Regions from separate parts of the Mus musculus genome. Here region 2 is linked to region 1. A link is a contact called in ENCODE POLR2A ChIA-PET data. All regions are on one chromosome and are shown on one strand. The core of a region is the stretch at or near the end of the contact, and the rest is flanking DNA. Distances in the headings are between cores, read along the strand shown.

Region 1 (2,824 bases), core at 244-2,743:
TGGCTTGGAACTTACTATGTACCCCAGGCTGGCATCAGTGCTGGGATTACAGTCATGGGCCATTATGCTCAGCTTCACTATAGCTTCACCGAACAACAGATACATATTCCCCTGGGGTGTCACTTGCCTTTACTGTTTTTCAAGTCCTGTAACAGACCCCCAACTTGAGACCCCAGTATCTCAAGGCTTGTCCCCTGCAGGGCCTAGAGGGCTTCCTGATATTGCCTTTTCCCTCCCATCGGTTTATTTCTTAGGGATAACCAGGTCTGCCTTCCCTAGCTAAAAACAGGGCTTGAAGCTGAACCTTCCTCAGTATGTCATATTGTAAGGCTAGGCCCACTGAGTCTCTCCTGTCATTCTTTTTTTTTTTTTTTAAAGATTTATTTATTTATTATATGTAAGTACACTGTAGCTGTCTTCAGACACTCCAGAAGAGGGAGTCAGATCTCATTACGGGTGGTTGTGAGCCACCATGTGGTTGCTGGGATTTGAACTTCGGATCTTCAGAAAAGCAGTCGGGTGCTCTTACCCACTGAGCCATCTCACCAGCCCTCTCCTGTCATTCTTTACCACAGCCTGTATCTGCAGAATTCTTTGCTAGAGACAATTTCATTACAATTCCCCGTGAGCCCAGATTCACTGTCAAATGTACCCACAAGAGATGTCTGTGCTGTCCAAGAGAGGCAGCAGATAGGCCCTGAGTTAGAACTCTGGGTTGCTGGCTAGCTCAGCTCCCTACTACACACAGCTGCAAACGAGGAAGCCTCTTCTCTCCTCTGAGCCTGGGGTTTTCCAGATAAACGGAGTCTTTTCTTAGAGCCCTAAATTTTGCTACCAACTGGACCTCTAAATCTTGCTCCTCCCACGGACAGTTCTGCGTCCTGTCCTAACAACTCTGAAGCGCTGGACCTTGAATCTAGGCCCCCGCGCAGGGTTAGCAAAAACCCTATCGCTGAGCTACTCCCAACGCCCGCCTGCATTGGAAATTTTCATGTCATCAGACCATGTCTACTTGTTCTTTCCAGAGCTTAAGAGTCCTTTTGTCTCCGCTCCCTCTGGGTAACGGTCTTAGTTGGTCCTTCATAAACCCCCACTCAACTGTCACCTTGTAGGTGACAGTGGGGCTCCTTCAGGCAGTCTTCTCTCTTAGACTGCTTGTGCCTGGTGCTTGTCTCTGTACAGCCCCTGGTGGTAGGGTCTCCCCTTCCGGGGTAACTTAGTGAGTTCTGCATCCTCAGCTTCTGACACTGGTCCAGGCACCAAGAGGTTAAGGAAGGCGACCTTGAGGCCCCGCCCTGGACGCGCCCACAGGCGACAGGGAGGCTTCAATCCCTGCTGCTTACTCCGGGACAGAAACGCACACCTCTGGGACTGAGGGTTTTTGCTGGGCCGCAGCAGCACCTGCTTTGAGGTGTCCAGATCTCCCCGACAAAAGCGCTTGGTACAGCCCGGGGATTCCCCGCTGCTGCCGCCCTGACGTCATGGAGTCCCCGGGAGGCTCCGCCCCCCTGCTCGGGCTGGAGCTTTGCGCGGCCGCTAGGGACTCGGCGGCCATGGCAGGACCTGGCGCCCCCTGCGATCCCTGCGCGCCCGCCGCTGTCTGGAAGCGCCACATCGTGCGGCAGCTGCGGCATCGGGACCGCACGCAAAAGGCGCTCTTCCTGGAGCTAGTGCCGGCTTGTGAGTGCGTCCCTGGGGGCTCGGGGATGACTGGCTTTGAGGAGGTGGGACTCCCCGCTCGGGGAGAGGGCTTGTCCCGCCACTCGACTTGTGACTCAGGGCAGCGGCGCCGTCACGGTTCCCGAGGGCTTTGCGTCTTGGAACCTGTTACGCCCCTCTCCGCATTGGCTTGCCTGCTGTTTCCAGCTCTGGTGCTGCTTAGCCCCAAAGACTCAGCTCTGCCTCCCTTGAGCATCCTAGACACAAGCTCTGTCTCAGTGATGGTTTTGTCGAGTCCTTCTTTCAGGCCGTCCCTAGGGCAAGGCCTGGTCAGTCCATTTGGTCCCAGAGCCCAGTTAAAGAAGGCAGGCGTGGCCAGAACAGCCACGGTAGCTGAAAGGAAGGAGCGAAAGTCTCTGGTAGGTTCTGGTACGGATAGGTTATACTGGCGTACGTTCGTGGAGTACCTCAGTGCCTAGCGGATCGTAGCTCGAATGGGGCTCCGGGTTCCTTTAGGTTGTTTGTCGCGCGGCGGAAGTTAAATTCTCATGTGGTTATTTCTGGGCACTTTGGCTAGGAGGAGGAGATGTGTGCACTCCATCCGAGGAACACTGGAGTGCATCTGTATTTACTGCCTTTTGGTGGACTGTGATTGTGTGTTTGAGGCTGAAAGTCTAACCATACTCCCTACTTCTTCCTCACTTGGTGCTAATTTTGATGCACCCACGCAATCAAATTTGTTTTCCTTGGAACTTTGTGAGGGCTGGCCCTCTCTTGGGGTTGGATACCTCTACCTCCAGACAACCCCACTTCTCCAACTGCTCTGATGGGCAGTGGGACTATCGGTTTAAGGGAGGGACCACCCAGGAGAACTGCAAGACTGGGAACCTAGAGACCCAGGTCTGTGGTTTGGGGTAATTCAAGTCCTTTACCTCAGATTTCTTACTTGCAAATGAGGCACATTGTGACCTTGTATGCCGGGGTAGGGGTGCTTGCAATGCCTTGTGGTCTCAGGTAGTTTTGAGAATTTGTCAGGGTCCAGGAACCTCAGACAGAGAAGGAAGGGAGGTGAGGATCTGGCCTGAGGTTAGCAGCCTCAGTCTGCCTGGAATTGGTTTAAAACAAAACAAAACAAAACAAAACAAAACAAAACAAAACAAAACAG
Region 2 (2,700 bases), core at 89-2,588, 190 kb after region 1:
TCAATTGGTGTGTGATCGTGGTGGAATCCCGACCACCAGAGCAAAGCTACATGGAGAGGTGGGGTACACGTGCAGGGGGAAAGGGGGAGGATCAGTAACTGGGCAAAAAAATCAGATTAAGAAGAGAAAAGAAAGGGAAGCATAGATGATGAGTTACTCATAAGGCAAATGTTTGCCCACAAGGGAAGGATGTAACTGTCTCTACCCACTGCTCAGAGTAGATACCTAGTATCCATCTGAAAGATTTAAAAAGGCAAGGACACAGCCTTGGCAGTGCGGAAAGGTGTAGAAGGGAGCAGCCGAGTTGCTGGCAGCCCCAGAGCACCGTCACTGCCACCCAGGCCATCCAAACCCCAACCGTAGTGCTCAAACCATGCAACGCCAGGTTCTGGATTTCGTACTGGAAGCTCTGCTGTTTTCCTGGCCCCCTAGCCCGAGGCGGGGCAAAAGGGATGGGGGGTGGGGGTTAAGCAGGACCCGTCAATCCTTAATTTGCTTTCCCTTGGGGTGGGAGGGCGGAGACCGTTCCAACTTCTTTTCCGCAGCCCCGTGGGGGGAAAAAAAGGCCAAATCTTGAGGCGAGACTTGAAACAAATCCCCCCGCGAATTTGCCAATGGGTGGAGTGTCGACAAGCGACTGGAGGGCTCGAACCTGGCGCAGACTAAACAATCCGTCACGCACAAGGCTCTGCAAATCTGCAGGGGCTCCCCCGCCTCTCCCCCATACAGCTCTGAGAATGCACTTTGCTCTGGGCAGCACTGCCATGCAGACAGACACACACATGCATGCCCGAAAGAAAAAAAAAAAAAAAAAAAACTCCAGCGAGTGTCTCGGGGGGAGGGAGGTGTCCTCCCTAGTACTGAGGAGCACTGGCCGCCCCTCCGTCAGAAAGACACCCCGTACACGCGACCCCCTGCTTGGGGCGGGCGGCAACTCTGACAAGCCAAGAAGCTAGAGTGGTCACGGTCCCTTGCGGGAAGGGGGAGGGGGCGCAGCGGTCGCCCCAGCCGCGTTCTTTGTACGCACCGCCACCCCCCAAATCTCCAAAGCCCCCCGCCAGCTGCGCCCTTACCTTCCTCGGCGGCGGCTGCATGATGCTGAAGGGACATCAATCCTCCGCCCACCCCTGACGGCGGCGTTTAAAGGACTGTGAGGGTGAGGAGGGTTGGAGAAAATGGGGCGGCCCAGCAAGCCAGGGCGCGCGCTTGTGTGTGTGTGAAAGGAGAGCCTGGGAAGGAGAAGGAAGAGGAATCGGCCCGGAGGCTGCGAGGCAGGCGAGCGGCAGGAGCAGCCGGGTCGCAGCGAGTGTGGAGAGAAGGAGGAGCGCCGGGAAGGCCTGGGGCCCGGGCGGCCCGGGGGGTGTGTGAGGGAAGGAGGCGGAGACGGCCAGGGGGCGGGGGCCGCCGGGGGGGGGGGGCTCGCGGCTCGCCGGGCGGCTGAGGAGGAGCGGCCGCGTCGTCCGCGCTCGCCGCCTGCCGCGGCCCGGCTGCAGCTGGCTGACGCGGCGGCCCCCCACCCACTCGGGCAGCCCGGCCCTCGCGGTGCCCAACGCCCCCGCCCGGCCCGGGAAGGAGGAAGGCGGCGCCACGCTCCCCTGTTAGAGCTCCGCCAACCACTCAGGCCGCGGGAATTTCCGGCCCCTGGCGCGCGCCACAGCGCCCCGCTCCGGCTGCAGAGGGGATGCGCTCCCGGCCACACCGCCTGCTTCAGAGTGGAGGGGGGGAGGTTAGCCAGGCCGCGCCACGGGGCTCCGGATCTCGGTGTGAGAAAGGGGGAAACTTCACGGATTGTTCGGCCGAGGGGAACGGTGGGGACGGGAACGGGACTCGAGAACTACCCCAGTTCTCTCCGACGATGGAACGTTCCGGACGCTTCCCGTCCTCCCTCCCCCCACACCGAGCAGGCAGCTGGGGGCTTCCCGCGCGCCTTCCCGCCAGCCCGCTGGGGCGCGCGACTCCTCCGGGAGCGCGCACGTGGGAGGGAGAGGACTCTGCTCCGACGCACGCGCACAGGCCGCCCCCGCCTCCCGCCTGCATCTGCGGCTGCACAGTTTGTGTGGGAATTTGGCAGGAGTCGAGGGGGGCTAGGCTCATAGTGGGATTGTTTGCAATAAGGAAGGAGGTACCTAAGAGGATTCGGGATTTTGCTTTCTCTCAGTCCCTCAGCGTACCCTCCCTCCTAGTCAGCTAAACGTGCACTGAGAAATTTAGCATGAACAAGTCCTTTTACAACTAGCCGCAGGTGCCAGACCTATGCCATTGGAGGACAGGTGAAATAACCTAAAATTGCCAGGCAAAGGAATGGATGCCCTATTCCAGAGTACTTAGCCAGACCTCGTGGAGTCAACTGAGGAAAAGAATGAAAATCTCTTGAATCGGTCACTCCCATATCACAGATAGGAAGGCTGGTGTCCGCAGAGAATTGGAGCCATTCTCAAGGTCACATGGCATGCCTAGAATCCCAAGGGCTGAGTGTGAGGAGGGGTATCTTGCTTGGTGTTAGGGCGCATGCCTAGCAGCCAGAGAGGCCCTGAGTTCATCACTAGCATGGCAGAGGAAAGGATTAGGTGAGATTAAGAACCATAGGGAGACAGCAAGGGCCATGGAGGAAGCCTCTGAAGGAAGCCCTTGTCTGGAAGGGAGGACTTCTAGGTCAACTCACTTTGCCTGTCCTGAACTACTTGAATAAACTCAACCTCA

The links. ChIA-PET counts read pairs that join two places held with the same protein, here RNA polymerase II (POLR2A).
Region 2: POLR2A ChIA-PET joins it to region 1 with 16 read pairs in Patski. The contact joins the promoter of Fchsd2 here to the promoter of Atg16l2 in region 1. POLR2A ChIA-PET finds 5 or more read pairs at or near these places in 4 of 5 experiments (Patski and embryonic stem cell).

What each region holds. Positions count from the first base shown.
Region 1 is chr7:101,300,757-101,303,580 of GRCm38, reverse strand. It overlaps Atg16l2 (autophagy related 16-like 2 (S. cerevisiae)), which reads left to right and starts at 1,493. Exons shown (of 18, transcript NM_001111111.1): 1 at 1,493-1,680. The coding sequence starts at 1,554.
Region 2 is chr7:101,107,413-101,110,112 of GRCm38, reverse strand. It overlaps Fchsd2 (FCH and double SH3 domains 2), which reads right to left and starts at 1,338. Exons shown (of 20, transcript NM_001146010.1): 1 at 1,074-1,338. The coding sequence starts at 1,094.